Linked DNA regions of Mus musculus: regions 1 and 3 are each linked to region 2. A link is a loop called in an ENCODE intact Hi-C map of the cell type or tissue named here. Cell type or tissue: left cerebral cortex. All regions are shown on one strand. Links, peaks and the distances in the headings refer to the core of each region. The heading gives the core; the rest is flanking DNA.

Region 1 (10,681 bases), core at 3,223-7,222, 55 kb before region 2:
CGGCTTCTGAGCAATGGGTCTGTAGGCTGCTGCAGCCTTCGGCAAGCCACAGGATATCCTAGACCCATGCTAATGGGAGAGCAGTAAGGAGTGCACCAGGCCCCAGCCTCTACCACCCCGTTCTGCCTAGGCAGAGATTCTGCTGGCGACTCTGTCCCCACGTTGTCTTCCTCCTGCCATTTGCAAAAACTCAAGGTTGGGTTACTTCAGTTACAGACAATGACACAGAGGGTCTGAGAGGTTAAGACAGTGTCATTTGTTACTTAACCTTGGTACAGCATGGTAAGGCTTTTGGGATGCCCTGGGCTCACGAGCATCCTAATAGGAAACAGCACTGTGGCAGGGCCAGCCCAGGGAGCACAGTAGAGCTCTCAGAACACCCTCACCTCGAGCAAGTCTCACCTCAGCCCCAAGGCAGCCGCTTTGTTTCTGTGCTGACCTACCCGGGCTCAGAGAGATTTATCTCCCAAAGGCCCCGCAACCTGAGGTAGATGGCAGCTGAGGACACCTAGTGGCTGACAACTTGCAGACTGGCAGACTGGTCCTTAGTTACCATGACAACTCTGGCTGAACCCAGAGTAGGTCATCACTACCTTTTATCTTCAGCACCCCTCCCCCTGTGGCCCAACCCTCCCAAGAATGGGATGGTCAGCAGCTGGCAAAGGGCTTGGGTGGGGGAGGAACTGGTTCTGGAAAGTTCTCTGCCCATCCCTGGTGGGGAGACAGGTAGAAGCATCTGCTTCAGGAGGGCTTTGAAAGGTGAACAAGACTCCTTGGTGTTTAGCAAGGTGTGGAGTGGACACCCCAGTTCCTGCCTGACTTGGGGAGAGGACAGTGTTCAGGGATACATGGGAGCTTTGGGACACTGTGACACTCAGTGCCATCAGAAGCCATTAAAGTAAGAAATTTCACTTATTTAAACATGACTGAAGGAGGGGCTTGGAGCACTTACAGGCCACTTACAGCCCCGCCGCCCCGTGCCATGGTGTCCCCGATTAACAAAGGAATGACCTGAACCACATTTCCTGGGCTGGAGACTCCAGAGGTCTTAGGGACTAGGTGACAGCAGAGGCCAGAGGAGAGCAGGCAATCGCAGGGCTGGGGAGGGTGGCCTTGAGGCCATCACATGGACCAGGCCTGTGGCTCTCCTGACATCATCAGGGATGAAGAGATTCTCAAGCTGCACTCAAGGTGTAAGGTGACATGTCCTTCCGGGCAGGCTGGCAGGGAGGTCACTGTATTTGGTTGACTCTGGGGCTCAGTTCCTCCTTGCTGTGTGGTAATGGATAATCTGGGTCCCCACATCTCCCACTGCCAACGAAGGCCATCATGTCCTGAACTGCTCTCAGGCAGGTACTGTGAGGATAAACGATGCAGGCTTGTGTCATATACACAAGAGAGCAGAGGAGAGGTCACCTTAGGTCCAGCTGAGGGGGCTCCCAACACCTTCCCTTTTCAGAGACAATGGAATAGAGGACGGAGGTAACTGATTTGCCAAGGCCACACCATGAGAGAGCCAGCAGAAGGCTTTGCTGCTGGATTCAGTCCTCACTGCAGACAAGGTGGGGCTAGGCTGCAGTGTGGGTCCAGAAAAGGATGGGTCATGGGGCTGGGAATGGGGCACAGCCTGGGCTCCTGGGGAGGCATATCACACACCTAGAAGATACCAGAGTTGCTGAAAAATATTTACTACTGTTTGGTCCTTCAGTTCCCCCCAACCCTCAGCAAAATAATAATAATAATAAGTTGCCCACACCCCAAGAAGAGGAAGAGTCCCCTTGTATATGCCCCTTCTCAGGTTGTCAGGATGGGTGGCCAGGGGCCAGCCAGGGTGCCCGGCCACAGAAGCGCTGGGGCACCAGGTTGGTCCTGCGGAGGTTCAGTTCTGAGGCAAAGGTCCTTGCTTTCTGGTAGAAGAAGAGGGACATCTCACGGTCCACGAGGAAGTGGTGGTAGATGGTAGCCAGGCGGGTGTAGATCTTCAGCTGGGCTTTCTTGTGGCCCAGGTCCACGGCTGCTGCCAGTGCCAGCTGGTAATACCCAGCTGCATCAAACGGGTCCTGTGGGCAGATATGTCGGACTGTGCTAAGCCAACTCACCGGAGTGGGGGTGGGGTGCCTGGAGCATCCCCCCACGGACGACACGATCTCAGGGTCACTCTGGTATATCTACTCATAACCAGCAGCAGTGGGCGTGGAAATACTTTGAGTGACCTCCAAGGACTACATGGTCCCAGTATCCCTCTCATACACAACCCACCATGATGGTGGACCAACAGAGCCGCATCAGGATACTATGGGGATATCCCATCTTACTGAGTCACAGCCAAAGCTTAGCCTTTTCCCCCAACATGGCTGGAGATTTCTGGTCTTTGTGTTTGGAGATCTTTTGTTGTTTTTGTTCTTTTTTTTTTTTAAGTATTTATTTTATGTGAGTATACTGTCACTGTCTTCAGACACACCAGAAGAGGGCATTGGACTCCATTACAGATGGTTGCGAGCCACCATGTGGTTTCTCGGAATTGAACTCAGGATCTCCAGAAGAGTAGTCAGTGCTCTTAACCACTGAGCCCCATGTATTTGTTCTTTTTTGGGGGGGGGTTGGAGACAGGGTTTCTCTGTGCAGCCCTGGCTGTCCTAGAACTTGCTCTGTAGATCAGGATAGCCTTGAACTCAGAAATCCGCCTGCTTCTGTCTCCTGAGTGCTAGGATTAAAGGTATGCACGGCCACCACCCAGCTGGACATTGCTTTTTAAATCTGTTGCCACTAAGGGTACACCAGCTTGGGTGCTGGCTCAGAGCAGCTCCAAGTCCCACCCAAGTGTGATCCAGAGACCCAGATGACCTGGAACAGCATTATGGCCACCCCTCAGTTCCTTCCTGTGCACACATCCACGTCGTCCCTTTCCTGAAGCTCCCTCCGTCCTCCCAGATCCCAGAGCCTAAGGCCTTGACCTGCCATGGCCTCTGCTTCTCTCCTGAGCCTCTCTGCTGTCTGTATCTGACCTTGCCTTACTTCTAGTCACTCAGGGAGTGTACAATGCATTCCCAGGAGGAGGTGGGTCTCCTGGGACAGCCGGGCCTCACTAGCTCTGGGGAATTCCTGGGCCCCTGTTGTTGAGTGTGTACATGTGGCCCACATCACTGGGACCTAAGATGAGGTGTGACACCCCCACCCCCAGCCACTCTCAGGTCAAGGTCATCTTTGCCTCAAACTCAGCATTCTAGTAGGATGCAAACTGCCCCTGGACACACCTCACAGCAATCTCCTGAGACCCCACCCAGCCTGCCTTCCCCCCTTCCACATCTGGGACATCTTCCTCAGCTGGCAACAAAGTCCAAGATCTAACAATGTCTTCTTTGTACCAGCCCCACAGAGCCAGGACCCAAGAACAGAGTGGACCACATACAGCAGATGGTAGGTACTCTTCCCCCTGGGCCTAAGGCCATCCCTCCCTGGCTCACTCTGTGACATGAGGAAGCATGAGAGGTACCCAGCACCTCAGCAGGTAGAAGGTCTGGAGGAGAGGGTACTCAGCTATGTGGGAAGCCAAAGTGTGTGCGCATGCACCTGTGTGATAGCCTGGATTCACACCTGTGCCTGAGCTGTGACCAGCAAGGATTCAGAGAGGCAGGCTAGGATCAGTGTACCCCTTCCTGAACCTGAGTTTCCTTCACTATGAGGCAGGATGCTATTATCTCCACCCATCCCTCCTAGGTGACTAGGAAAGGCAATGCCATGGAATTCCAGTAAGGAATTGTGGACAAAGGCTGACATCCTGGGTGGGCTTCCTGGAAGAGGCACCATGGTATGGGCTGGATTCTGCTATGTGAGTGGTCAATGTTCATACATGTCCTTGTCTCTTTCCATTCCTTTGGGAGAAATCACCGCATTCAGGAAGCTTCCTAGTGCCTTTCCCACTGCTGGGAAAATATGGTGCCCTCTGCCTTCTGTTTGTTACATGAGAGGGCCAAGTCTGACCAGCACAAGAGGGTAGTCCTGTCTGCCGACCTCGCTGACTTTTCAGAGTCAGGTCTGGCTCCAAGAGAACGTGAGGCCATTGCTGGGAGACAGTGACTACAGTGTAGACCCCACACTCAGGTGGAACAATGACTCTACCCTAGGCTGAGCCCCCACCCTTCCCCGCACTCAGACAGAGCAATGAATGTACCCCAGGCTGAGCCCCAACCCTTTTTGCCCACCTTCAGGTCATAGAAGATGATGTCACCCAGCACCAGGTAGACCTTCACATAGTACAGGGTCTCCTCATCGAATTCCAGGGGCGAGCTGCAGAGTGACAGGGCCTTGAGGAAGAAGTGCTCAGCCAGTTCCCCGTGGCCCAGCCGGTGGTGCAGGGTGGCTAGCCTGTGGTAGGCCACTCGCTCATTCAGGCGGTCACCTGGGGGAGGGGGGTGTGCAGGTGGAGGGGCAGGTGTGAGGACACTACCCAGTAAGGCAGGCAGGCCGAGGACAACCTACACAAGTCCAAGTCCCCCCCACCCCTGCCGCCCGCCCCTCCGTGTGGAAAGCAGGGCAAGCGGGCCGGCATGTGGTCCCAGCAAGAGAAAGAAGCAGAGAAAGCCCCCGAGCTTTGCTCTCTCCTAAGTCCCTGCCCGCTCTGTGCTCAGCCGTGGGCTAGGCACTGCAGGCTCAGCAGAGCTGCTGAGCTGTTCCCGCAGGAGATGGGAGAAGCCAAGCCTCCACACCTGGGACTGGAGGCCAAGCAGAGCTGAGGGCTGAGGACTCACCTAGGGTGATGCTGAGTGCCAAGGCCTCATGGGCAAACTCCAGGCCCTCCTGGGGTGCCTCCAGCGCGGACAGAAGGGCCACCAGCTTGTTGCACAGGCGCAGTTCCACTTCCTGGTCTCCTACAGTCACAGCCAGGGGCAGTGCCCGGTCCTGTTCATATACTGAGGTTAGGTATCTGCAGTACCCACCAAGCAAAATTCCTCCTAAGCCCACATGTGTGTGAGGAACTGTCACCTCCCTTTGGTCTTTCCATGGGACAGAGGTTGGTTCTGTTCTGACATCCCAGGCTGGGAGCTGGGGTTACCCCCACATAGAGTGGCCACTCACCCGGTAGAAGGACACAGCTTTCTCCCGCTCCCAGGTCCCATTGAAGAAAATGTCCCCTGCTGCCTCAAACAGTTCCAGGCCCAGCTTGGGGTCCCCAGTATACAGGGCTGCATTCTGTGCCACCTGTAAGAACCAGACGTTCTCTAGAGATTGTACCTTCTGGAAAGGCCGTGTCTCTTGAGACATGGGTCTCACACTTGGAGACACCAACCTCCCTCTGTCCCTGTGGGTTTGTGGCTCTGAGGAGAGGAGCTTTCAGGACCAGAGAGCTAGGAAGTTTCAGTTCAGCTGCATCCCCAGAGCCTAGCAGGTGTGGGCTGCCCGGGTGAGCAGGGAAGCACTCGGGCCTGGCTTTTGACCTGCCCACTATGTTGGAATCACAGCTGGCTGCCCCTCCTGTGGTTTCCCACCATATCCTATTCATTCCTGACCCATCCATACCCACTTCTCTCCCATCAGTGCTACAAGACAGAGCCTGAGGCTGGGGCTTCTCTGCTGTGTTCAGGGATGCCTGCAATGCCTGGTACAGAGTAGGTGCACAAAAAACATCTGCTCAGTGATGAGATAATAAATACACCCTCGCTCCAGCTTCTAGGCAGGACCTTGATATTCTCTCCCAGCAGGTGGCGCTAGCTCCCCACCCTGGCTCAAAGCTGCTTGATCTCCAGTCAGATGGCCCTTCCCTGGGCTCCTGGATCCTAGATCCTCACTTCACCATGCCACGCCTGTGCTCCTCATCTGTCCAGATTGCCGAAGCAAGCTCTTCTGTGTGCAAGCTGAGAGGACACATCATTCCTACGTACACTAAGCACTTGCTATGTACTGACAAGGGTGGGTACTATGCGGGGGCCCACCTTCTGCCCGGGGAGCTCAGATGGTTATCAGAGAGGCTGGGCATGGAGGGGAATTGAGGAAGCCAGAGTGGGAAGGTGCACAACTGTGATGGGCGGGTGAAGAGAACACGTGGATGGGCATATGGGTGGATGAGGGGATGCACAGGTGGGTGGGTGGACAAATGAATGTGTAGTGAAGAGGAGATGTGATGGATGGATGAGTGGGTAGGTGGATGAAAGGATGGATGGGTGGATAGATGGCTGGTGGGTCAACGGGTGAGTGAGTAGATGGGTGGATAGGTGAGAGGGCAGAATAAATGGCTGAGTAGACAGTTAGGTCAATAAGCAGGTGGGCGCAGGGCAGTGGGTGGGTAGATAGGTGGGTTGGGTGGTGAGGGAGGGAGCCAGTGCACCCTGCCAGCACTGAGCGCACCTGGATGTATAAGTCCACCAGCTCATTCTGACGCAGGATATAGTAGATCTTCCCTGCCTGCAGCCAGGCGCGTGCCTCCTTCTCCTTCTGCTGCAGGTCGATGAAAATCCCCAGGCTCCGTTTAGTGTAATCCAGAGCCGACTTGTAGGCCCTGGGGTCAGACACAGGCATCAGAACAGGATCTGCCTACAGAACGGCCTGGAAGGTCAGGACCTGAAGGAATCCTCCGTGGGCAGCACCATGTCCTGCCCCAGGCACCCAGTCACAGCATGGAAAGACAAAGGCAGTTCTTCCGAGGGAAGACAGGGCAGCTATGTGTAAGGAGGCCTCTATGTGCCATCAACCCCAGCATGCTGAATCCAGCCAGTAATGGCTAGCTGTATGTCAACTTGACATAAGCTAGAGTCATTTGGGAAAAGGGGGTCTCATTTGAGAAAATGTCCCCACCAGGCTGGCCTGTGGGTAAGCCTACAGTATGTTTTCTTGATTGATGTGTGAGGGCCAGCTTACTGTAAGCAGAGCTACTTCCAGGCTAGTGGTCCTGGGCATTTTAAGAAATCAGGCTGAGCAAGCCAGTAAGCAGCACTCCTCCATGGCCTCTGCATCAGCCCCTGCTTCCAGCTTCCTGCTGTGTTTTGAGTTCCTGCCCTTTCTTTCCTCAATGATGGGCTATGATATAGAAATGGAAATGAAAATAAACCCTTTCTTCCCTCAAGTTATTTGTGGTCATGGTATAGAAACCCTAACACACAGTCTGTATTCTCTGAGAGATATTGGCATACGGCAGAATTCAGATCATTCACCAGGGCTTCTTAAACTTGTATATACTGCAGTGTTACAGAGGACTGCTCTCAGCAGCGGCTGGCCCTGAGGCCTGGGTGGGGCTGAGAAACTACAACATGCTCCAGGGGAGATGGACAGCAGCCCAGGGATGTATCCAAGAAGTCTGGCTCCAGGCCACCGTTCCTGCTGTGAGTCTGTGCTAGGACAGGGGTCTCTCCTGTTTCCTCACAGGGTCTTCCCTGCTCTGGTGCCCCCTGCCTTAGGAGAGGTGTCACACTGAGGAGTTTCCCAACTGGCAGGCTAGCCAGAACTTCAGTAGGTCACACCTCCAACATGACCCTGAGCCTTGGCTCCAGGGTAGCTAGTTGGCTCTGCCCTCTGTGGTGAGAAGCCTGGAGAACACATGGCCACCATCGGACATCTGGTGGGTGAAGGACACCCACCTGGCCCCAGGCTGACAACTAAAGACTAGAGGCAGGTAGGGGTCAGATTACAGCAGCAACCATGGCACGGGGAGGTTGAAATGACTGTAGTGGTGACCCTTGTTTAACCAAGAGAACAAGGGTAGGAGGGCTAGTCCCCCATCAGAGCAGGGACCATGCTGGGACTCCTATATCATGAACAATGAATGGCATGCTCCCCAGCCCTGGAGCATTGAGGTTTGGCTGGTTCCTGAGGGGAGGGGCTCTCCGGGGTTTCTGTGCCCCGCCCCCTTACCGCTCAGTGCCCAGCGACAGGTAGAGCTGGCTGATGGCCTCCAGCAGCTGTCCCTCCAGCACCTTGTTGGCGGTCTTGCGTGCCAGTGCCAGTTGGAACTCGTGGTAGATGACACATCGCACCTCATTGGGCATCACCTTGCTGTAGAAGAGGCACAGCTTCTGCACAGCCTGTAACTGACCTGGGTGGGGACAGCAGGAGGATGTGTTACTGTCATGATGCAATCACCTTTGAGGCACCCCAGTGCCTGTGTGTGGAAGGGCTGAAGGCCCCATTCTATGACTCTCTCTTCCTCACTTCTGAGCTGGGTCCTCAAAAATCAGAGATCTCAAGCCCAGAGCCAGGCTATAGAGCCGCAGGTCTGTAGAGAAGCATACCATGGGCTTTCCATCAACTGGAAGCAGGGAAGGTTGTAGTGCTGATCAGCTCAGCCAGGCCAGGGGTGGATCCTAACCAGGCGTTTGCCCTGTCCACACCTTTTGTTTCTGTCTTACCACACCTTCCCCATCTCCACCCTGGCCATCAGGCCAGGGAAATGGCAGCTCAATATAGTCGGACACACAGACAGTACGTAGCCAGCATCTTTCCTGGCGCCTGCCACGTAGGACAACAAAGTCAGTCTACATCAGGCTGTGCTCTACCCATAAGCCCAGGCTCCACCCAAGAGGCAAGGCTCCAAACCATGGCTCACTGGACTATCCCAAAGCCAGGGGCTGGGAGCCATGAGGCATTCTCAACTGTCAAGACAACTTGGAAATCAACACAAAGGCAGAAGGCTTAGCCATGCCATAAGCAAACCAGGTCTTGAGGGTTCAGGTCTGCTCAAGGGCTCATAGGGCAGTCTCTAAAGACACACTCCAGGCACTGACCAAGTCTCAGGAAATGCAAAAAGATGGACATCATTGGGAATGTGTTCTTTGGCTACAGGGCAGCAAAATAGAACTACAGAATGAGTTCAGGGCCAGGTAGTGCAACTAGTGATGACTTCTCTCAAAGAAGACTGGGAATACGGAACGGTTCCAGAGCGTTCATCTAGCACATGTGAGACCCTAGGATGGTTTGTTTAGTTCTGCTAACCAAACAGAGGGACAGACAGAAAACAGTAACGGTAGAAAGTCTAGTAAATTCATGGATACATGAAAGTTCAGCTGCCCATTTCCGAATAGCCAGAGGTTAAAGGAAGAGACACAAAGGAAACAGAAGCATAGAAGTTTAAGGGATTGGAAGTTAAGGGTTGGAGACATGGCTCGAAAGTCAAGAGCACTAGCTTCTCTTGCAGAAGACCTGAGTTTGATTCTTAGCACCTACATGGCACCTCACAACCCTCTGCAACTCCAAGTCCTTACCTGCTGAGGGATTTCCTCTGTGGCTCCCTTTACACAAACCATGTCCTTAAAACCTCATGTGTATATCAAGTTCTCTGCCAGAGAACAGACTCTAACCAGACGCACCTCCTCTCCATTTCCACAGCCACAGTGAACGAGCATCCTGTAGACTTGATGGTTCTCCAGCCCTCTTGGGAAAGGGGGCAAGTCATAGGCTAAGGTTCCTGATGATGCTTAGCCGCCCCCTCTCCCAGCTGAGGCTTACCATTCAACACTGCAAAGTGAATGGATTCAGCAGCCCCGCCCTCAGCTCCCCCAGCACTCCCTACTCGGCTAACCTTTCCTCAGATCATTAGTCAAAGAAGTGTCCCCAAGCCACAGGCTGGAGTAGAGCTGCCCATGACCATCTGTCTCCTGTCCAGCTCCTGGCCCTAGCAAGAACGTGGTCCCTCCCACCTGTGGGTGGAGCCTGGATTACACCTGCACAAGGTCCTTGTAGGTAAACCTGACCGGCTCTGAAACCTGGTGACTTCTAATGAAGAGGCCATGTGAGGTGGTCAGGGCAGCAGAAGACAGAACCAGAGGTCCAGCTCACAGAACCCCAGGCTGTGTTAGCTCAGTGGGACCCCAAGTCTCCGTGTTATGTCTGGGAGGGCCTCCACCTCAAGATGGGGCAGTAGGAAGGGGTTGTGGCGTCCTTAGAACAGTGATTCTCAACCTTCCTAATGCTGCAACCTTTTAATATACTTCCTCATGTCTTGGTGACCCCCCAACAACAAAATTATTTTTGTTGCTATTTCCTAGCTGTATTTTGCTACTGTTGTGAATTGTAATGTAAATATCTGTTTTGCGATGGTCTTAGGCAACCCCATGTGAAAGGGGTCAATGGGCCTCCCCACCCTACTAGGGGGTCGGGACCCACAGGTTGAGAACCACTGTTCTACAGTGTGGTACTCTCAGCACACCCTTCACATCTAGCCCAGCGCAGGAAGAGGTGGAAGAAGTTTGCATCAAAGGTAGTGGCAAACATCTCCAGGTTTCCATGACTCAGTGGGAGGTCTCTGTCCCCTGCCTCCCACCCCAGGGTGTTCTGAGGGGGGAATGGCATGCTTTCTCAGAAGCCAGCATGACCCACGCAGACCCCAGGAGGAGGTGTGGAGGGGGAACAAGGTCAGTCAGTACTTACTCTCCAGATGGTCTGTCTCCACGGCCACCAGAAAGGCCCACTCGTAGTAGCACTTAGCCTGCTGCGGGAGGGCCCGGCGTGTGCACAGTTGGCCCAACCACAGGAGCACCTGGGTGAAGTCCCGGCCACACACGCCACTGGGCACCTGGGAGAAGAGCCCCACAGCCTCGCGCAGGTAGTGCTGGGCCAAGCTGCGTGCACCAGCTTGCAGACACAGGGCCCCAAAGTTAGCCAGGACCACTGCCTGGCTCTGCAGGTGGCCCTGTGCATAGGCCATGTGCAGAGCTCGGAAGTAGCCTTCAGCAGCCTGTCGGGTCCTGCCCATCCT
Region 2 (10,681 bases), core at 2,482-6,481:
CGCAGCTCTAGAGGGACTACAGAGTCCCTTGTGGAATCTGAGAAGGAGGCCTCATATGATGAGTTAGTTGAGTTATGCCTCTCCCCAAGACAAATGCTAGCCCCTGCCTCCCACACTGGCCTCTACTCTTCCTGCTCTGTAGAGGAGCAGCATTTCCTAGGCAGAACTGGCCTGGTTTCCTTGCTTGAAGCCTTAGAGGTTTTGCAGTGCCTAAGGGCAAGTGCTGTCCTTGTGGTGAGCCTATAGCCTGTGGTTCTACCTGAATTCAATGTGGACGCTTTAGGGATTACCTCTAGTCTCCACCTTTATAGCCCGGTGTCTCCGCTCTGTCTCCATGACTTAGGTCAGGACCACAGTTGGCTTCCCACACAGGATGGCCTGTGTGTCCTGTTCCATGATTCCCTGTCAACAGGAAGTGAGCTATGACATGCTGACACAGCAGTGAGCTGACTCGTGTCTGACTTGTGCTCCCCCAGAGTTCACACACTGAAGGTCTGGCAGTCAGAACCTCAGTGTGTCATTAGTGTGTTAGTTCTCTTGTTGTTGTGATAAGAGTACACGAGAGATACAAGTACACGGAGAGATGGCTCCACCAGCAAAGCGCTTGCCTCACAAGATGAGGAGCTGAGTTCCAATCTCCAGAGTCCATGTAAAATGCTGGGTGTGGTGGTGTGTTCCTGGAATTCCAGCAATGGTCTCAGGACAGATGAAGACGGGAGAGTCCCTGGGAGATCATGGGACAGGAGTATGTGGCAAGGTTCCAGGGCAGCAGTGCTCAACCTGTGGGTTGCACTCCTTTGGGGGGGGGGGCCAAATGACCCTTTCACAGGGGTCACCTAAAACCATTGGAAAACATAGATATCTGCATTGCGATTCATAAAAGCAAAATTCGTTATGAAGTAACAACAAAATAACTTTATGGCTGAAGGTCATCACAATATGAGGAACTGTATCAAAGGGTCACAGCATTAGGGAGGTTGAGAAAGACTGACCTAGGGTGATAAGAGACACTGTTTGAAAAGGTGGAAGACACCTTACGACTGACATCTGAAGTCCTCCTCTGAGCTCCGAATATACTGTGCACGTGCTGGGCACCCATCTCACCCCCAACAGCAACGTAAGGGAGGAAGGTTGTCCTGGTTCACAGTTCAAGGGCAAAGGGTAGAGTCCATTATGGTAGAAAGCCATGGAGTAGGAGCTCCAGGCAACTGGCCACATGGTGTCTACTACCCGGAAGCTGGGGAAAATGACAGCTGGTGCTCAGCTCACTCTCTCCTTGTTAATCCAGATGGGCACTGCACATGGCACTGCCCTTGTTCAAGGTGGTACTCACCACCTCAATTAAAATCTCTGTGAACGGGGCTGGCGAGATGGCTCAGTGGTTAAGAGCACCGACTGCTTTTCTGAAAGTCCCGAGTTCAAATCCCAGCAACCACATGGTGGCCCACAACCATCCGTAATGAAATCTGATGCTCTCTTCTGGAGTATCTGAGGATAGCTACAGTGTACTTACATATAAATAAATAAATAAATCTTTAAAAAAATGTAAAAAAAAAAAACAAAAACAAAAAACCTCTATGAACACCCTCTCACACCCAGGGTCTTGTCTCTGAGCTGGTTGTAGATTCTTCCAAGTTTGCTTCATTATTAGTCATCACACCATGTGACTTTTGACAAGGTTGTCCAGGATATGCAGGTTAAGATGAGGTGACTAGGATGGACTTCAACCCACACAGCTAAATCCCCACGAGAAGGGGACACACACAGAGGCAGAGCAGAGCATGAAGAGGAAGGAATGCCCCTGATCTGCCAGGGAGAAGGGTCCGGGACAAATTATCGCCAGTCTCAGAAATGGCAACCCTCCTACCTTGAACATCCATGCATTAGGTTTGGGAGAAGACACACTTCTAAGGCACTCAAGCCCATTGTGGTGTTTGTTACCCAGCTCTCACCGGCCAGTTCACCCAGTGCTTGCTATGTGCTCCTAACACCTCCCCTGTTTCTGCTGCATGAGTCCAGTTCCTCCAGTGGCCAACAGGTTGAGGCCTCATGTGTGTGCCATTTCTCAAATGCAGCCTTATGCTCTGCCTCTTTCTGGCGTTCAGGCCAACTGTGTGTCATGATTACTTAGTGAAAGAAGATGCAACACTCTACTGTATCTATACATCAAGCAGGAATTAGGAACAGTCTGGACTGATGGACGTCATCCCACATCCTTGCATCTCCCTTTTTCTGTCCTGTGGGAAGAATTCATGTGAGCCAAGGTTGGCCTCGGCTGTCTGCCCAGCGTGGAGACTACAGTTCTTTTCCCCCTCTGCTCAAGACAGGGTTTCTCTGTGTAGACAGACCAAGCTGACCTTGAACTCACAGAGATCCACCCGTCTCTGCTTCCCGAGTACTGGGATTAAAGGTGTGTGTTGCTACTACCCGGCTGTGGCGACTATTTTTTTGAGAGCGAGCAACGCAGAGAAGTGAGTTGGCTGCTGTGCTCGCTCCTGGTTTCACATGGCAAGGCTTTAAATTATTGAGTGGCTGGAAAGGCCCGTAATGACATCCTATTTCATTTGGTTCTCTCCTGGGCTGTGAAGCAGATCAATACCTCAGCTAGATGTGGGGAGCACAGCCTAGACTGGACCTCCTTCTGCCACTGCTGCCTTAAAGGCAGGAACTCAGCTACATTTCCAGACCCGTACCTTTCTAGGCCAGGCCCCCGGCGAGCCACTCTGCCTTGCGGCACCTTCTCCAGAGTCACTTGGAGCGAAACCTCCACAGACCCGGGCAGAGGCCAGGAGGCTGGGAGGGGTGCCACAGGTCTGACCTCTTTCCTTTATGGAATGGAGGTGCCAATGGAGTGGTGATGTGAGGGAAATGTCACCCCACAGTTCAGTGGCCTCTTTTTTCCAGAGGCCCCAGAGGTCTCTGGAGACCAGGACATATGCCATGATCCCTAATATGAGGAAGACTTAGGATCACCTGGCAGTCTTGATGCTGGTGGCAGAGCCAGGCAGGAGGTGGAGGTTGAGACCCTGAAGTGACGTGGCAGTGGTTGGCAAGGCCCTGGGTGTGGTGGGCACTGACTTAGCAGGGCTCAGGAGAGGCTGCCACAGGGAAGAAGCTCAGCAAGGGCCCACAGACCGAGCCTGTGCTTTCCAGAGTAAGCATTCCTGACGGCCAGGGGCAGAGCTTGACAAGGCATGGTCTGGCAGGACAGGCCCCCTGCTCTGACCATTTACTCCATAAGTGGCTCTTAGATTCTTATGTCCTTTATAGGTAATGACAGATTTGGGAGGACAAGTACTGATGACACATGGCTCACTCTCTCCCAAAACTGTCTGGGTACATTCTAGTGGCTGCACTTAGCAATAGCAAATGCCTCGGTTTCTCTGTCTATAAAATGGAGATGATAAGACCCTTGAGATAATGCATAGAAACCATAGGGTTTGGCACAGAAGTATCTTAGCCCTGCTGTGACTGCCTTGCCCGGCTTGGCCCTTCGGGTAGTTTCAAACCTATTATCCCTTACTCCACCCTGAGCCAAGCTCCATCCATGTGAGGTCCATCCAACTCTGGCTGCCATTGAGGTCCCTCTGCCTTATGAATAGCCTCAGCTCCCCCGTCTCACTCTTCTCAAACCTGCCACACCCCACTTGCTCTCCCCAGGAGGCTGATGCTAGGGGCTCCACCTGATAGCCTTCTATACTTCTGGGGATTTTGTATCTTCAAAAGGAAGTAAATACTTTCAAGGTAAATGCTCTTCATTTTGAAGCAATGCAAAGGGCTTCATGCATGGCAGGGGCCTGGGCTTGTCCCCTGGGCACTGATGGAAACACCTGTGTCCTAGGAAGCCTCACGGATCTCAGCCATGAGGGAACTTCCTCTGAGACATGGCAGGATGGGCTGAGCTTGTCAGCTGCACTGTCAGATTCAGATGTAATCATCAGCCGCCTCCTTTGTCTCCCTCATCTTGTAGCTCCATGTTTCCAGGAACACACTCAAGTTTATAACCTGAGTTTATGCCTGAGAGAAAGCAGTGATTGGCTTGTGATTCTCAGAACCAACTAGGCCACAGGCCAGGAGCTATGTATTTGCTCTGTGCCTCATGCCATGGTAACCTACATTCCATAGTCAACAGTTAGGATACTCTCCTAAAGGTAAGAGTGACATAGCACCCTTCGATGTCCCTAAGGCCAGGTGGGGGTTCTGACAATCCTGTCCTGTGTCCTATGCACCCTGTCCCCTTCTTGTTGGCTTTGGGCATCATTTTGTCTAGCAACTCCAACATCTTGGCCTGATAATACAACAGGTTTCTCCAGATCGCAGTCTCTAAGCTAAGAGAATACTGGGTCAGAGCACAGGGGACATGTGGATGTTCTTGTCTTTAAATGTTCCCTAATCACAAAGAACACAGATCCCATGAAAGGCAGTCCTGTATGGATAGATCCTCCCTGGAAGGGCACAGACCAGTGATGCATCCTGAAGCTGCCAGCAGTCTGAGGGTGTTGGGCCACACCCATCCCTTCCCTTGTGCCCTGGTGCCTAAGAAAGCTCCACCCCCTCCAGGATTTTCCAGAAACAGAGATGAGTCAAGTTGAATGCCCTATCTTACGCCATATTCTGTTGCTGTGAGCCAGGTAGGTTATTAAAAATAGAAGCCCTGTGGCTCGTGATTCTGGAGGCTAGACATTCAAGACTGTGCCTTCCACATTTCATCAGCTTCTGCCTCCGAGTCTCAGAGGTCAGTGAGAGTACCCTGGTCTGGCTCTTAAGGATGAGCCTTGGTGCTCTCTTTGAAGCCTCTGGCTCCCTCTACAGGCAGGCTGCTCAAACAGCAGCAGTGAAACTGCAACACTTAATGGTTGGACTTGGTTTTCCTAAGTCATTGTTGACCGCAGTCATGAATGGATCGGAGTGAGACTGGGCTATGCTTTGAAGGGGGTGATGGCTCACATCTACCCCTTCATCAACAGCCACTGTCATCTTGACTATTGTTTATTCAGCATTGGCTCTAGGCTAGCAGCTTTGAACAGTGTTCCTGGCACTACTAATTTAACCCACCGAATTTCATTGTGACTGGGAAGGTGTGGAAACCGAGGCATCGTGAGAAAGCAAGTGGCTGAGGTCACCTACAGGTCACAGCCCTGCAGACTCAGAACAAAGGTCTGGCTTAATATATTCAAATAGACTGATTTACCACAAGACAGATCTAGCCCCGCAGAGTTCTGTGCATTGAAAAGCTGCAGCTGGATCAGCGCTGCCTTGGTTATCAACCTCCTGGGTGACCGGGATTAGGACCTACGGGTCTTCATACTGCCCTTGTAAGAGAATGTTCTGGGTCATTCAGCCCCTGTGTGTTGGAAAGTGTCTTCTCAGAGGGACATGTCAATTCCTCTAGAAGTCACAGGCCACTGCATGCTGAGCTCCAAGACCAGTCTACAAGCACAGGCTGCCTGACTTGCAAGGCCTCTGCCAAGAAGTGTGACAGTGGCCACCACCAGAGTGGAAGGCATCACAGCCAACACCACCAGTGTCTTTACCAGCCTGTGTCACCTTCGTGTGTGAGGGGAGGGGTGGGGGTGGCATGCTGCTACTTTGGCCCCAGATGAGAGACAGGAAACATGAATAGCTTCTCAAAGGACTCAACCTGCTGGACAATATCTGTCCTGCCTTTCCCACCCTGTTTCTTCAGTAAGTATATCTCCAGTGCCCGTCGCAAGCCTGTGGGAGGCACTGGAACAGCACTATGAAATAATATCAGAATACTCAAGGATCTCAGAGGTTGCTAGGACACATAAGCATGAGCTTGCAGGCTCCTAAGAACTATCCTAAAGGATAGGGACTGTCCTTAGGTCTAACCAATGGAGGCAGGTGGAGTCAAAACACATTTTTGGAGCATGTAGAAACTAGTTTCCATTAGCAAGGTTTCTGGGCAAGAGATCCCAGAGGCAGCCCGTTCTTTTGTGGGCATCTGAGACTGGAAGTACAGCTGCCAGCAGAGTCTCTTGGTTTATAGGATGTAAAGAAATGTGCTGTTTCCTCGGGGCTTCTCCTCTTTACCAGAGCCTTTGGCCTCCTGGTCCCCTTTGAAATAGATGGACAATACTGATCACTGGGGAGGAATTTCTGCTTCTGCCTCAGTAGTACATGGAACAGCCCTGACCTGGGCCAAACGTCCCTGGCCTGTGCCTGTTCATGCAGTGGCAGATCCTGTATGTTCTCATTCTGGGCCCTGCGCATCCGTGCTCCCTCATCTCTCTAGGCTGTCTTCTTGTAGTCTCTTGTGCCCACCTGTTGTCACCACCGATACGAGGCAGGATCCACCTGCGCCTCCCTATGCTTTTCTTTCAGTCTGTTTTTCCACGCCCTGCGCTGGACGCCTGACGTCACAAGGGAATCGATTAGCGTATGGGCAGGATGGTGAGAGGGCAGGATGTGCCAGAGCCTCCTCAGTGTGCACCGCCTAGCGTCAGCCGAGCCGGGAGAGCGTCTGGGGCATAAGGCGAGGCTGCCTATCTTTGGAGTCCAGACACCTGCGTCTGGATCCCAACCCATTCAGACTTCGCCGTGTGTGTGTGTGTGTGTGTGTGTGTGTGTGTGTGTGTGTGTGTGTGTGTGTGATTAAATCCAGACTTCGCCGTGTGTGTGTGTGTGTGTGTGTGTGTGTGATTAAATCCTGTTCCTGCTTCGCTATCCCGCTTCTCCCCCTCCGCTTCAGTTTCCCCTTTTCTGTGCATTGGTAAGGAAGGGAAGGTCTATTGCTGAGACCTTCCATCACTCTTGTAGAGTTGCTCCAAGATCGCTTTTCCTTGGGCCTCCTTCTTTGAGAGTCCAGTGCTGAGATGAGCTACAGTCCTACACGCCTCCCTTAGACCCTGTTGACAGCTCTGCAGAGCTCTCGGAGCAGGTGCAGGAGGGTACCTGCGCTACCACCAGTCTGCGCCTGAGCGGAACACACAGCCTGCCGGGATTTGTAGTCCGCACGTCCAACTGCGGTGGCGCGCAGGCGGGCAGCCGGGGCACAGCGCCTACACTTCCCAGGATGCGACCCTCCCGCGGCTCGACAAGGGGCGTGGCCTAGCTGAGGGGCGGGGCAAAGGGGCGGGGCGGGAGCCCCGAGCTGCGGTGGCGCTGCGGGCAGCGGGTACTGTGTGCGCCGAGCCGCTGGCCTCAAGCGTGCTGAGGATCCTGCCAGCGCCGCACCTGCCCGCCCGGTCCTCGGGCTGTCGCAGCGCGGGGACCACCCTACTGGGAGCTGCCGCTGACATGAGCGCAGGTGAGAGCTGCGACCCGGAATCCGCGGGTTCGTAGCGGCAACCTCAGTAGGGTCTCGAGGACTGGATACACCTGCAGTGCGTAGCCAATTCCTCTAGCCAATTCCTGAGCCCAGCGGCTCCACCCAACTTTTTCTCCAGGGTGTGCAGCCCCGAAAGGCCGGCCTGCAGCCTCTGTCTCTAAGCCGGGGGCGCGGAGCGGCATATGCCGGAATTTCTTCCCACCGTGCCAGCTAGGGTGGCTGCGCAGGGCTGTCTGGCGGGCGTCACTCCTTGCTTCTCGTGGGGGTCCCAGGTTGCTTCAGTAAAGGGATCCAGGTCCCGGAAAGGGGCTCTGGGTCGCCGCAGTCCTAACCGTAGAGAGAGGTGTGATGACAGGCGGAGCTTTGCAGCAGGGGACTCCGCCCTTGCGCGGTTCCCGCAGAGCCTGGGTGGTGGCGTCTGGCAGACCCTGAACTCCCCAGGTTCGCCGTTGCAGATCTGAGTGCTAGAGCCTGTATGTGTGTCAGTCCCGGAGCTGTCTGTGCGCTGTTGTCATTATAGCCCTTCAGTTCTGAGCGTCTCAGCCCTACCTCTCTCGCCGCACCCACCCACAGGGATCTGACCGCCTCTGTGTGATGCTGGAAAATCCCACGTCCCTGCAACCCAGCAGCGCCTGTGCTCAGAAGGAAACTGAGATCTAGAGCTGGGAGGCCTTGGCTCAGGAAGCATCTGTACATCATCTCAGAATGCACCCATCTGACAGCCTCAAGAGTTCCGCTTGCAGGGAGGGCTGATCCTTTCATTCCTCAAGAGAGAGGGGTTGGCCTCCATTTTCAGGAGCCATGGGATGACCAGACTTCAATGACTTGAGCTCTGACAAGTGATAGGGATTTGAACTCAAGGTTCCCTGACTCCAGCATACTCCCCCTAACCCCCAAGCCAAAGTTACTACTAGCAGCAGTGTGGCCCTTGGCTACATTGCATAAACCAATGGGTACAGCAGCTTCCTCTAGGAGAAAGTGGACAGGGAGGGAATGAGCTTGGAAACAGCTCACTGTAGGCTCCTAGCCTGAAGTACCTCCTCCCAGGGGACTGTCCCCTCTCCCTCCTAGCTAAGGAAGGAGGGGCTTCTACCATGGATGTTGAGAGTAACTGAGAGCAAGTGGTATGGGAGGCGGGATCCCTCCTGAGATGTGGGTGTAAGGAGAGGGCATCCTCAGACTTGGCAGGACCTCCAGACATTTATCTGATGGCGGTGGGGATAATGGCTGGGTGTGTGCGGGTTAATTTCATGCTTTCAGGACATAATTGATACCTCTGTGTCTCCTGTAATCAGGGGCCCTCAGAGGGAGCACAGGTGCCCACACTTTGCATTTGTATTTGTAGTGTTTGTCCCCAGGGGAGGAGGGCTGGGATTGTTATGGCAAGGAGACTGGGGTTTGAACCATGGCGTGTCTGATGGTCTTTGCACTGGGACACCTTCCCAGTTTTGGCCTGCTCACCTGGAACTTCGGTTCCCCTCTAAGCAGGAAAACCCCACATGCAGCAGCCCCTCAGGAGTGTGGATGGTCATTGCCATTGCTGGGTGCTCTGGGCTCCATTTGGAAATGGAGCACAAGTGTTGTCTGGCCCACCTGTGGATCATGGCTTAGCTTTGGCCAGCCTAATGCATGCACAACAGAGATTCACCCTCATCGACAGAGGAGAGCGGGAAGAGACACATGGGTCCCAGTGTGGCTGCTGTGTACATATGGCAGGTCAGGGCTTTCATTGTCAACAGGGAAAGATTCCACTGTGCCACCCCTGGGATGACTGGCACCATTCTGGAACCTGGCATGGATGAGTGTCAGGGAGTGATACTGGTCCAGATGGGCAAGTGATGGGAGCCCCTGGCAACCTGTACTATGTCCTCGGCTAGAAGTTCCTTCCCAATTGTGGTGGGGACAGAGTGGGTGCTGCTGGGGTGTGACAGCACAGTGCTGCCCCATGCTAGTTCAGGTGTGGCACAGAGGCCTGTGAATGCCACCCTGGCTGTGGCTGCCTGTTGATTTCAAGTGACCAGGGAAAGAAAGGCTTACAGAGTGCCACAGGAAGGCAGTAGAAGATGCTGTTCCATGGCATGTGGTCTTGTTCTAAATCCAGTGTACTAGTCATGCTCTTCTCTGTGCCTCAGTTTCCCCAGATGTATGGAGGGAATCTCTACAGTTGTGTGTGCAGTGTAAAGTGAGCCTGTAAGGTGGTGTTGGGAGTGAGGCTGCACTGCAGCCCGTGTGGCCACAGCAGGATAAGGGGGCTAAGATCCAGGAGTGGATATGATGGACACCGTGCTAGCTCAGCCATCATGCACTGGGTCTCAAAGAAGGCTGTGTACTTGCTAAGATATACCTGGAGGTGGCTGTAAGCCTGGCTGAGCTGAGGTAGAGGAATGTGTGTGTGTGTGTGTGTGTGTGTGTGTGTGTGTGTGATTCTGTAACTAAGTACCACAGACCAAGGGGCTTTATGAGAGAAATCTATTTTTGGACAATCCTGGAGCCAAAGCAACCAAAATCAAGGCATCTGCAGACTGATTTCTTTCTCCTTGGCTCGTAGACAGCATCCCCATCCTGTGTCCTCACAGAGTTGTCCCTCTGTGTGCCTGTGTCCTGAAATCCTCCTCTTCCAAGAACGCCATGCTGATTAGATGAGGGTACATAAGGCTCATTTCATCCTAATGACCACTGTCAAAGCTGTGTCTCCACATACAGCCAGTTTAAGGTGCTGCGGCCAGGAGTGCATTGTGGGAATTCCGGTCATAACAGCTGAAGGACTGGGAACCCGGCTCAGCCACCTTTTACTCCCGTGGCTGCCGTGTAAGCAGCTGGATGGGACCCTGCCGTGTAAGCAGCTGGATGGGACCCGGGGTTGCTTTGGGTGCACCCACCCCCACTCAGGACACTGGGGCCTGGAGAAGGACAGGCACCCATCCCGGGTCAAGGAAAGTCCTTTGTGCATCCAGAAGCAGCCTGGCATTCTAATACACTTGGAATGTGGCACTCACTCCTCCTAGCCCAGGAGTGGGCAGCATGTGGCCATACGCTATCTGCCTGCTTGGGTACCACTAACATAACAGAGCAGGTCACCAGCCAAGGTGGGGGAACAAAGAATGCTGGCCACCATACTTTCATTTTGGAAATATTTACTAAGTGCCTACTGTGTGTCTGTGATGCTGTAGGCTCTGAGACTGCAGCAAACAAGAACGTGAAGAAACGATCAGTTCCTAGGTGGGTGTGGGAGGCATTAGCAACCAATATGATGACTTCTTGGTGTTAGCAGAAAATGTTTAAGAAAACCAGTTTCATTAAGAAACAGCAGAGGGGAGCTGGAGAGATGGCTAAATGGTTAAGAGCACTGACGCTTTTCCTGAGGCTGGGGGTTTGTTTCCCAGCAGCCAC
Region 3 (10,681 bases), core at 2,233-6,232, 79 kb after region 2:
TCTGCATGGTCCCCTGTGCAGCCCAGCAGTTCAGAAGAAGGAGAGAGCCTGGCATCCCCAGAGGCCCCCAGACACACTCACACATGCATGTGCTCAGGGAAGCATCCTGACCTGTGACTGAACAGAGTCAGGAAAGAGCTGACACTCTGCCTGCCCTGCTTCCCCCAGGCACAGGGAGAGGATGGGTGGCCCATGCCCCACACCAGCTGCAGGAGACAACAGCCTGCCTCACTTTCTCTGGTCCCTGGCCAGATGGAAGGCCCTGAGGAGCGGGTGCTGCCAGGCCAGGGAAGAAGGCAGCCTTGTTTTCCTGGGCCTGTACAGGAGGGCTCTGCTTCCAGGGCTGTCTGGTCTGTACAGCTATTGAAATGAGTAGTTTAGAAATGAAGGTTGTCTCCTGCAACCAACGTTTGGCGCAGAGGCTGGGCAGCCTGAGACTGGCTGGTTTCTTGGTGTTGGGCCCAGGCTCTCCAGGGCTGGCAGCTTCTGGTCTGGCCTGGGAGTGGAGGGACAGATTCCTGCCCTCTGTTGCTCTGCATGGGAGCAGCTCCTGAATAAGCATAGTCAGGCAGGCCTGGTGGCTTAAGAGGACTCCTGTCCCCGTGGAACTGGGCACCTGGAGGTGACACCTGTGTTATTGACCCTTGAAACCTGTCAGTGCTTGGAGGCCACACCTCCTTTCTACCCAGTGATAAGAAATGGCTTGTCTGTCCTGGACTTAGTAGTCACCTTAACAAGTGTCTCTTGATGTAGGCCCTTGGACATCTGCAGGATACCCAGGGGACTCATTCTCCAGCAAGACCCTGGCTCTATCTATGGAGAGCCAGGCCAGCAGGAAGGAACATGGTCCTTCCTTGTCAGGAAAGCCACAATAATGTCATAGTTGTCTCTTCTCCACACAGGCAGGGAGTTATGAACAAGAACCACAGGACTCAGGTCCTGAGCATCTGGAGTATATACAGTGGACATTAGGTAGTCATGACTACCCAGCCCCACAGGTGTCATGGCATCCTTAGCACAGCACCCAGGGTCCACAGACATTATGGCATCTTTAGAACAACAGCCATTATATGTTTTCAGAGATTTTGTATCTGGAACCAAAGGGTGAATGAGTCCCTCCAAGTTCTAGGCCCCATTCTTATCTCTGTGGCTGGGAGCAAGGCAGTGCCACATGGCCCTGTGGAGTGAGCTGCTGAGGTTCACTGTAGGTCTTTGTGGGTAAGACTTCAGGTCAGGGGTGGCAGGGGCCGAGTCAGGATAGAACCCCGGTGACAGTCACCTCAGCTCTCACAGTGAATTCGGTTTTGTCCTCTGTCCTTCCCCACATAGCTGGGCACTGAGTACAGGAGAGCTCACATCACCTCAGGGTAGCTGGAGCCCATGGCACAAAGAGGGCTGAGTGTGGTCAGTCATCTCTGTCCACTCTGTGGGGCTGGCACGGCCAGTGAGACTTTGCTCTGAGTCTCACAGATCTGCAGGTTGGCAGGAACAACAGGCCCCTCTCTGGTTATTTTGCTACTTTACAATGAAGGGGGCATTTTCAAAGCGGGAACTCCAGGCAGGCATCACATAGGGTTGGTAGAGGATAACCCCTGTCAGCACCAGAAACCTGTGGTCGCAAGGTTGGGCAGGCCCCCGGAGTTGGCACCTGTCAGTGTAACTCCAAGCTGAGGGTCTGAAGGCTTGGTGCCGAGGGGTCCAGAACACAGGACCCACAGAGGGGATGGCAGTGACCTCGAGAGCAAGCTTCACGCCGTCCCTCCTCTCTCCCTTCTAGATGCACAGCTCTGTTTGCAGCCAGCCCTGCCCGGGCACCCTGCCCTGTGCCTTACAGGTTTGTGCCTCCTCCTGCCCTGTGTGGCACGTCCAGTGTCTGCCTGTTGCTGCTGGTGTCATGCTGTGTAGGAGGAGCTCAGGAGGGGAGGGTTCCTCCAGTCGGGCTTGGTTCTTCCAGCCTGGGGGCTTCAACCCTTTCCTGCCTCACTGCGGCAAGGAGTCAGGGCCCCACGTGATGGCAGCCGGCTCCTCCTGAAGCCTCTCTGCTTGGACTTGGCAGCAGCATCTTCTTGTTTTCTCACACGCGTGTGTGTGTGTGTGTGTGTGTGTGTGTGTGTGTGTGTGTGTGCGCGCGCGCGCGCGCATGCGTTCATGTCCTAAACTCTTTCTATGATAACCCTAAGCAGATTAGCTTAGATCCACCCAGTGGCACAGGGTCACACACTGAGGTCCTAGGGTAGAGCTTCTACATAGGAAATTTGGGGAAACCACCTTGGCCCTTAAAAGATGTTAAGTGCCACAGGAGCAGGAACATGGCAACGCCAGAGGCAAGGAAGAGCCTCCTGAGGAAAATGTAGCAGGGTTGGTGGTGGCACGGGTCACTGAAGATGCACAGCGGAGGACAAGGGGTCAGAACTCCTCCTGCCTTCTGCGAGGCAGTGACACTGGTAGAAATTCACCTCTTAGATGAGGTGAATAGGAAGCATGGAAGACAGGGCATGGGGCAGGACCTTAGAACTAGAGAGGGGTGTACAGTGGCCAGGTGTGGGGAGTTCAGGTCTGTGTGCACGAGGGGAAGGAGGAGCTAGAGCTAGTGATGCTGCTGATGCCGAAGGCTTGAGGAGGGCTGTCTGAGGAGGGCTGGGCCACTGTCAGACTGGGAGGAGGCCGGATGTGAAGAGAGTAACATCACTAGAGCCTAGCCTAGGTAAGAGAGGAAGGAGCAGCTGAGGAGGGCCTGAGAGTCAGGTTAGGGAAGCAGAGGATGTGGCTGGGGGTCTGAAGTGCATCCAAGGAGAGGGGTAACAGAGGTTCCAGTACCATGGAGACCAAGGGGTTGCTAGATGCCCACCTGCCTCCATCCCCAGAGACGGGATCACCTCACCTCCACATCCCTTGGGACGTTCCAGGCTCTCAGTGAGCATCAGATTGTGGACACCTCGCCCTCACGTGGTCTGTTGTGTTTGTGGCAGCTTCAGTTGTTCACCTAAGCCTGTGTGTTTGTTCTGAGACCTCCCTCAACCCACAAAAAGGGAAAAATTCGACCTGCTGAGCTCATTGGCATTCCTGCCTGCATCCTGGAGACATCTCCAGAAGGTTCCTGGGGGCGCCACTCCGCTCCAGGTCACCTGGACATCTCTCTTCTAGGAAACCAGGACTTCTTCGGAGAGCATTGTCTCCGTGCCTGCCTCCAGCACGTCAGGGTCCCCGAGCCGTGTGATCTACGTAAGTAAGGGGTTCATGGGGAGTGCCATGGTATGGTAGTAGGGCCATTGCTGTAGGGACTACAGAGTCTGCTGAGAGTGGCCGCTCAGCACTCCCTCGGGGAAGAAATGGGTAGAGACTGGAGAGAGACTCAGAACCTGAGACCTAAACACACCTGTGTGGCCTGGCACATGGACCTTTTCCCTAACTGGCTGGTGATGAGAGGAAGAGCATCCTGCATAGATGTGGTCATAGCACTTCAGGAGGGTGTGGCTGGCCTGTACTTAGAGTGAGCCACGGGCACTTGAGGGAAGGATGTTGTTTGCCTGAGCCACTGTTTGTGACTGTTTGGGTCCTTGTTTGTGAACACAGAAGGCTCCTGCCCAGTCCTTAAGAGAAGTGTACTGGAGATGAATGTGTTCATGCATGTATGTGCATGCATGCATGCCTGTGTGCATGTGTGAGACCATCCACATAAGTATAAAAAAGATTGGACCCATTTTAAGAAGTTGCTAGAACAGTTGCCTCAGAGGGCAGGTTAGAGACAGGAGGGCATTGGTGTTCTAGCACCATGTTTGAGTGATGAGGTTTGTCACTGAGAGTCCTGAGAGGACAGCATAGTGATCAAGAAGCCACAGGACAGGAGAGAAGCAGGAGACAGGGGCAAGTCCCTTCTGTTACCCTCCCCCAGCTCTCCTGGCCAGGCCTTGGATCTTTGGTAGCATGATAAAGTGATAAGGTTCGCTCTCCCCCACCTATCTTCAGCCCATATCTTCCCATAATGGCTAGCAGAGGGTCATTCTGATGGTTGGTAATAGCAAGCATCTTTCCTGGGGTCACTGCGAACACACTGTGGAGGGAGTGGGTTCCAGGGCTCTCTGAGCCCACTTGTGCTGAGTCTCAGCCTGTGCCTATGAGATCAGGAGTCTGGCTGTATACCCCAGGCAAGGTGCTGCCCTCTGTGGGCCTCTGGAGGCTTATTCATAAGCTGGCATGAATCTAACTCCACTGGTGGTCCAGGGCTTTCTAAGGCTTGGCATGTGAGGCTCCCTGGATATCTCTGAGCACTGGGATTCACAGGTGTGCGCCACGATGGCTGACATATGCTGTTGCCAGGGATGGAATCTAGGCCCTCGTACAAGGTAGGCAAGCCCCTAGCAACTGAGCCACACTCCTGCCCTTGCCTGTTGTTGTTTATACAAAATAGCAGTGGCCAGCAGGGAGGGGAACATGATCTCCCTCCTTATCCCTCCAGTGAGCTCTGCAGCTGGGGTGCTCGCGACTGTGGCTTATGGTTGCTTTTCTCACAATAAGTGTGACTTAGTGTTCAGCAATGGGAAGCCGCAGTGAACAGGATCTTGGCGCCTCTTTCTGGTGGCAGCCACGGGCATGAAGTGAAATCCCAGTCACTGTACACTGTATGACCGTATACACTATGGAGTGTATGCGTTGTGGTGGCTTATATAGTCATCTTTTTAATTTGCCTCACAGAGTGTAAAGAAGAAAGCAAAAGGGGAAACCATTTAACACACACACCAATAGCCTTCATCAGTTAGAAAGCTTAACCTGTGGCCAGGGCAACCTTCCAAGGTCTTTGCACAGAGAAGGTAACTAATGCCATAAGCTATTTGCCAACCACTGTTTGCAGCAGGAAGCTTCAAGGTTTTGGGGGCCCAGGTTGTACAGGAGCCTCAGGGAAGAGGGGGCCACCCAGGGCCAGGTGACCTGCTACCCAAGCACTGTGGACTAGGTGAAGATAGCCAGGGGGACAGGTGAGTTGACCCCGCCATGGACATATCGTTCCTGGTTACCTGGGAAATGCAAGTCTCTGGGTGTTCCACTGCAGCCTGCAGGACCCTCTACAGAGCATTTGAGTGAGATGTTCATGGCAGGCAGGTAGCACATGAAGCACAGTTGATGGCCCAGTAGGATAGTCTGTGCAGAAGCCTGGTTGCTCAGCATGAGAATGGGTGACAAAGCCAGCGGGGTCCAGGACAATGGTAGCCATAACCCTGGGTTGTGGGGGAGGACCTATAGTCCACAGAAGGGCAGCTCTCCCAAGAGAGAATCTTACCTGGATAAAAGAGACCTCCATGAGTAGAAATAGCATGTGACAAGCCCTCAGATGAAGGATGGAAACTTCGGGGGCTGAGGGGCAGGGAGTTTGGAACCTGAGCAGAGGAGACCGGGATAAACTGATGTTTGGGGAAAGATCTCCTGAGCTCTGCTTCTCCAGGCAGCTCAACAGCCCCAATGGGATGGTCCATGACCACAAACCCTGGCTTAGGACTTGACCTCAGACCTTTAGAGGCTTGCCCTGGGCCCCAGAAGGCACAACTAGAGGTATGAAGCACTAGATCTTCAGTCTTCATGCACGTCTCTCTACCAGACGTCCCAAGGGTGTCCTGGAGTGAGCCTATTGGTCAGGAAGGCTTCCTAGAGGAGATGGGCAGGGCTGCTGGGCTCTGGAGAGCCCAATAGGTTATGAACAGACAATTAGCAAAGATGTGGATGGCCTGAGGTGGGAGTGGCCTGGAGGTGTCATCAGCAAAGCCACTTGATGATGTAGTTGTAGCTAGGGTGGGGCCTACAGGGGGGAGTACCAACTGGGGGAAGGGTTCTAGGGCCAGATAGCTACCATACCTTCCTAGGTGAGTGATTCTGGGTAAATTGCCCAACCTCTCTGATCTCTGGACTCTTCTTCGTCTTTATAAGTGGGAGTACTGTGAGCGTCCCTGTTAAAGGCAGCTGTGAGTTTCTGTGTGTGGTCCAGCTCAGCATCTGTTGTGGCTATTGATACTTTGTCTCAGAATCCCAGCAGGGGAGGCCCGGCAAAGGCTGGTGCAGAAATTAGACTTGAGCAGGAAGGGATTAGCCCAGAGTTGGGCTGAGGGCTGGAAAGAGCTGGGGTGCTCCCTGAGCCAGAGGGGAGGTGGGACGAGGAGTGAGGATGGGTGCAGGGGGCACTGTCCGAGGAGGGTGGGCAGAATGAACAGGAGCTGCAGCGGCCAGGTGGACCTCACCTGAGCCAGCATGGTGGCTCACAGCATCTCAGTCAGTGAGTCCAGTGGGCCACATCCCAAAACCCTGTCAAATACTGAGCCACCATCTTGCTTGCTTGTTCTGTACTTGCTCAAAACTGCTGAGGTGAGAGGAGAGAGGATGAGAACAAGTGTGTAGGATGTGGCTGTGGGCAGGATGATGTGGGTGGGATGAGTTGTGTGTGTGTGTGTGTGTGTGTGTGTGTGTGTGTGTGTGTGCATGTGTGTGCACGTGTGGCACATGCGCATGTGTGCAAGTTTGTAAGAGCCAGTCCTGGTGTGCAAGTAGCTGTGCATATATATGGGAATGTGTTGTAAGCCAGCAGGTGTGTGCTATCGTGGGGAGTGGGTGTTACTGGTGCATCCCCCTCATCATTTTAGACAAGCTTGCTCTGTGTAAGCTCTGATGTGTGCAGGCATGCCTGTGTGTGTATGCATGGATGCATATTGATGTGACTAGGGGACTGTGTGTGTGTGTGCATCTGTGATATATGTTCATGTTATATACCTGTAACCATGTGTGGTTTTAGGTCATAGTCTGAGTCTCACTGTCGTGCCCTGAATCAATGCATTATGGGTACAACCAACGGCTTCAGTGTCTGACTCCAGGGTTATCCTTGCAGCCAGGACCTCGGTTTTGCATCTCTACTCCACCTTCACGTGGGAGGGGGGTGTGTCGGTGTGCTCACACCCTGCTGGAGCCCTGCAAGCTCAGGCCATCCTCACTACTGGTTGTGGAGTGGCTCTGGCCTGGCTGGTGACACCAGTGTCCTCTCCTCTGCTCTCTCCTTCCTCAGGCAAAGCTTGGCGATGAGATCCTGGACTACAGGGACTTGGCTGCTCTTCCCAAAAACAAAGCGATCTACAACATCGACCGCCCCGACATGATCTCCTATTCGCCCTACATTAGCCACTCGGCCGTGGGGGACAGGCAGAGCTATGGCGAGGTATGGCTCTTCACCACATGTCGCATGCTTTCCCCAGTGCTGGCTCTTGTGGACAGACTCTACTCATTGCCAACACGCTCTGCTTCTTCGCCCCCAGATAACATGTCCGGCTTATTTAAGGTACTCCCACTCAACCACGCCCCCTCCTAGAAGAAGAGAGTCTGAGAGTGAAGTGGAGGCGAGCAGAACTTGGTTGAGGGATACACACTCTGCAAATGTCTGCATTTTCCTAGCCTCTGAGTGTTTTATGACGATGAAGTGTGTTGTCTTCCCTTTCTGGACCATATGGCCTTGAGCCTCAGGCCAGCATCTCCTCCATGGATTCCTTGAGTCCATCCCTAAGTTGACTGAACAGTATGGGACATGATTCCCCAGTGTTCCTGGAAATAGAAGGCATCTGTCTTAATTAGAGTCTTATTGCTATGGAAAGGCACCATGACCACAGCAACTCTTATAAATGAAAACATTTAATTGGGGCTGGCTTATAGTTTCAGAGGTTTAGTCATTTGTCATCATGACAAGGAGCATGGTGGCGTGCAGGCAGACATGGTGCTGGAGAAGGAGCTGAGAATTCTACATCTTGATCAGCAGAAGCAGAAGTGTGCCACACTGGGCATAGCTTGAGCATATATGACCTCAAAGCCCCCACCTCCATAGTGACACATTTCCTCCAACAAGCCTACACCCCCTAATAGTGCCACTTCCTATGGTCAAGCATTCCAACACATGAGTCTCTGGAGGCCGTTCCTACTCAAACCACCACGGAATCTGTTGGTGATGTGTTTATTCAAGCTGCCTGTTGCCATTGAATGCAGTTCCTATTTCGTCTCATTTCCTTCTGTTAGATTTTAGTGTGGCTTTGGCTATGTGTGGAGCTCAGGACAAATGTTTAACTGGTCGTTTCTAAAACATGCTCCTTTGATGCTCTTCTGTGGCTTCAACAAGACTTTGTGGGGCACGAGGGCCAAGACCCAGGGGCATGTATATGTATGAGTATTGAGCTTGACCCTGCATAGGTTATAGTCCCCAGACGAGCCTGCAGGCTCTGACAACCACTCAGGAACCAAGAAGAGCAAAGAGAGCCTCCTGGTGTGCAGCCTGAGGAGGAAAGGGCACCAACCTTGTGACTACTGCACCACCTACCTGCTACTGGGTGTGGGCTTCACCAGCCCACCTCTACCCTTTGGGCAGCAGACAACTGGAGAAGGTCAGAGGTCAAGTAACTTGACTGTATCCCTCTAAGATCCAAAGCCTGGCTTTTCTCCCCTAAAGATCACGCACTGGCTATTCCCTGGCAGATCCTCAGGGATGTGGAATTCAGGCTTCAGAGTTGGGTTCAAGTCCCACTGTAGTCAGCCTCAGGATGCCAGCAAGGTCCTCCCTGAATGGAGCACTGGCAATCCTTTAGTGGCCTCAGAGAGACATGATGGGGAAAGCTGTGGTGAGATATGCAAACCCACAGGCTGTTGACAGCACTGTCCTATATCCATGGTACACAATGTTACCACTCAAGTGTGTGGCATAGAATTGCAGACACAGGGTCTGGAAACCTCCAAGGTTTCTTTCAGCACCTGAGACCACAGCTTCAAAATATCAAGATCTGTGGGACCCACAGATAGCCCTGACTTAAAGGTTTGCCCTTCAGAGGGCAGTGGAACAGCATGGGAGTGTATGTATGTAACTCAGGTGTCACCCTCTCCAGTATCTGCCCCGCCACAAGCTTGTCCCTTCTGTCATGCTGCTTGTGAGACCTGCCTCAGCAGAGATCAGTACCAGGCTGCCCTGGGAAGGGGTATTCCCTTTAAAATGCTACTTCCTTCTGTGGTCCATGATGGTGAGGGGTGGGGCAATACAACATAGAAAACCTCAGGACTCTTGTCACGTACATCACATACAGAGTAGCTGATGGCTTCCTTATTGTCTCATTACCTCATCCCTCTGGAGCATTCTCATGAACAGAGGAGGGTTTTTTGTTGTTGTTGTTTTTTTTTTTTTTTTTGGTTTTTGTTTGTTGGCTGGTTGTTTTTGTTTTTTATTTCTGCCCCTGTATCATAGCCCAGTCCCCGGGAATGATTTTTCTCAGTCGCACCTAAAAAAGCCAGGGCCAAGGGAGGTTCAGCTAGGCCTCACATGGGCCCAGATAAGCTGCCTCTGGAGCCCACACCCCTGGGTGTCAAGAACGAAATGGAAGAGTCACCCTTCTAGCAGAGGAGCCATTAGCTAGAAGCACAAGGACTGGAGCCATTTTTCTGAGCCTTTGTCTCCTAGCTCTCTCCCAGCCTGTGGCCCCAGCTACCCTCTTTCTGCTGAGCCCTACCCCATCTAGCCTCTCCAGAGAAAATGAAAGTGATGTGCCCAGAGGGTTTAGCTACAGTGACCCAGTGGGTGTGACTACAATGGTCCAGGAGGTGTGGCTACAGTGGTCCAAGGGGCGTGGCTACAGTGGTCCATCAGCCACCAACAGCTTTCTTTTTGAACTCAGTCTCTGTGGAGAGTGTGGATGAAATCTGATGAGCTGAGTGGAGGAAAGAGCTGGCTCAAACAGCACCAAGCCACCTCTTGTGCTGGGACTCCTTGTTAGTTAGAGCTGCAGGTCATGAACCTAAGTTGCCTGTGGCTACTACCCAACAGCCCTCTTACCCCAAAGCAACCCTGGCACAGCACACTAACGGCTGCTCTGTTGTGTCCACAGTCACCTCAGTTGCTCTCACCAACGCCGACTGAGGTAACCACCACCTACGCCTGCGCCCTGTGTGCTCATGGTGCTGCCGTCTGCAGGGTTATAGAGATGACCAGCATGGCACCCTGAGGGCCACAGGGCCCTAGCCACTTCACTGGGGGCCTCTTCCTGCTGGCTGTTTTTATAATCATATCTCATCGCATGTCCCCTCATGTGTGTGCAGACAAGTCTTCACCGACACTGGGGATGTGGTATTGCCCAGCAGATCCTGGCCTGGGTCATGGCATCCGTGGGTGAGCTGGGGTCCACTTCTTGTCCCAACTTGATATCCAGGAAGCTCTGGGCCCTTGAGGCTGAGAACTCTGAGAGAGAACTGAGCTATCAGATAAGCTTCTCCATACCAGACTAAGGCTTCGCCTTTTTCTCAGAATCAGTGGTGCAGGTTGTGGCCCCTCAGACTCTAGTCTGTGTGGTGGAGCCCAGGGCTGGGAAGGGCATAGGAGCATGGCACACTTTTGAGTCCTCTCTCTGTGCTGGGTACTGTTGTAATCCCTTTATACCCAATTCCTGTACCCAAATCAACATCCAGAGGTAGTTTCTAGGAGTATCCCATTTACCAGTGAGGAAACTGGGGCCTAGATGCCAAGTAACGGGGGCTGTTTGCTTCCTGCCCTTGGGGGTGCTCCACTCCAGCCCACAGAAGGTCCCAAGAGCGAGGGTCTTCTCATCACCGCAGTCTGAGGAATGTCTTTCACTTCTTGTAGCTAAAACAGGATCGATGGCAAGATCTTCTGCCTAGTCCCTCTTCTGCC

Evidence for each region. Peaks named below come from ENCODE experiments on the same cell type or tissue, not always from the same donor. Only the 100,000 strongest peaks of a DNase experiment are listed, where the experiment ranks them.
Region 1: a loop joins it to region 2, with 9 times the contacts of the local background. A loop is called at or near these places in 20 of 42 quality-filtered maps.
Region 3: a loop joins it to region 2, with 2.2 times the contacts of the local background. A loop is called at or near these places in 2 of 42 quality-filtered maps.

Annotation. Positions count from the first base shown.
Region 1 is chr5:35,695,509-35,706,189 of GRCm38, forward strand. It overlaps Sh3tc1 (SH3 domain and tetratricopeptide repeats 1), which reads right to left. Exons shown (of 18, transcript NM_194344.2): 12 at 10,354-10,681; 13 at 7,843-8,023; 14 at 6,343-6,493; 15 at 5,077-5,199; 16 at 4,749-4,899; 17 at 4,203-4,399; 18 at 1,672-2,060. The coding sequence ends at 1,803. Among named protein-coding and RNA genes, the nearest start is that of Gm31888, 19 kb to the right of the region's middle. In left cerebral cortex, for the core only: a CTCF peak has its summit at 5,694 (motif pointing right); a DNase peak (open chromatin) is centred at 5,701.
Region 2 is chr5:35,750,791-35,761,471 of GRCm38, forward strand. Ablim2 (actin-binding LIM protein 2) reads left to right here and starts at 7,090. Exons shown (of 22, transcript NM_001177696.1): 1 at 7,090-7,270. The coding sequence starts at 7,261. In left cerebral cortex, for the core only: a CTCF peak has its summit at 4,815 (motif pointing left); DNase peaks (open chromatin) are centred at 4,787 and 6,374; H3K4me3 peaks cover 335 bases; H3K27ac peaks cover 784 bases.
Region 3 is chr5:35,829,909-35,840,589 of GRCm38, forward strand. Ablim2 (actin-binding LIM protein 2) reads left to right here. Exons shown (of 22, transcript NM_001177696.1): 9 at 1,778-1,834; 10 at 3,145-3,222; 11 at 7,040-7,189. Among named protein-coding and RNA genes, the nearest start is that of Afap1, 58 kb to the right of the region's middle. In left cerebral cortex, for the core only: a CTCF peak has its summit at 4,155 (motif pointing left); no DNase peak of the experiment used is centred there; H3K27ac peaks cover 834 bases.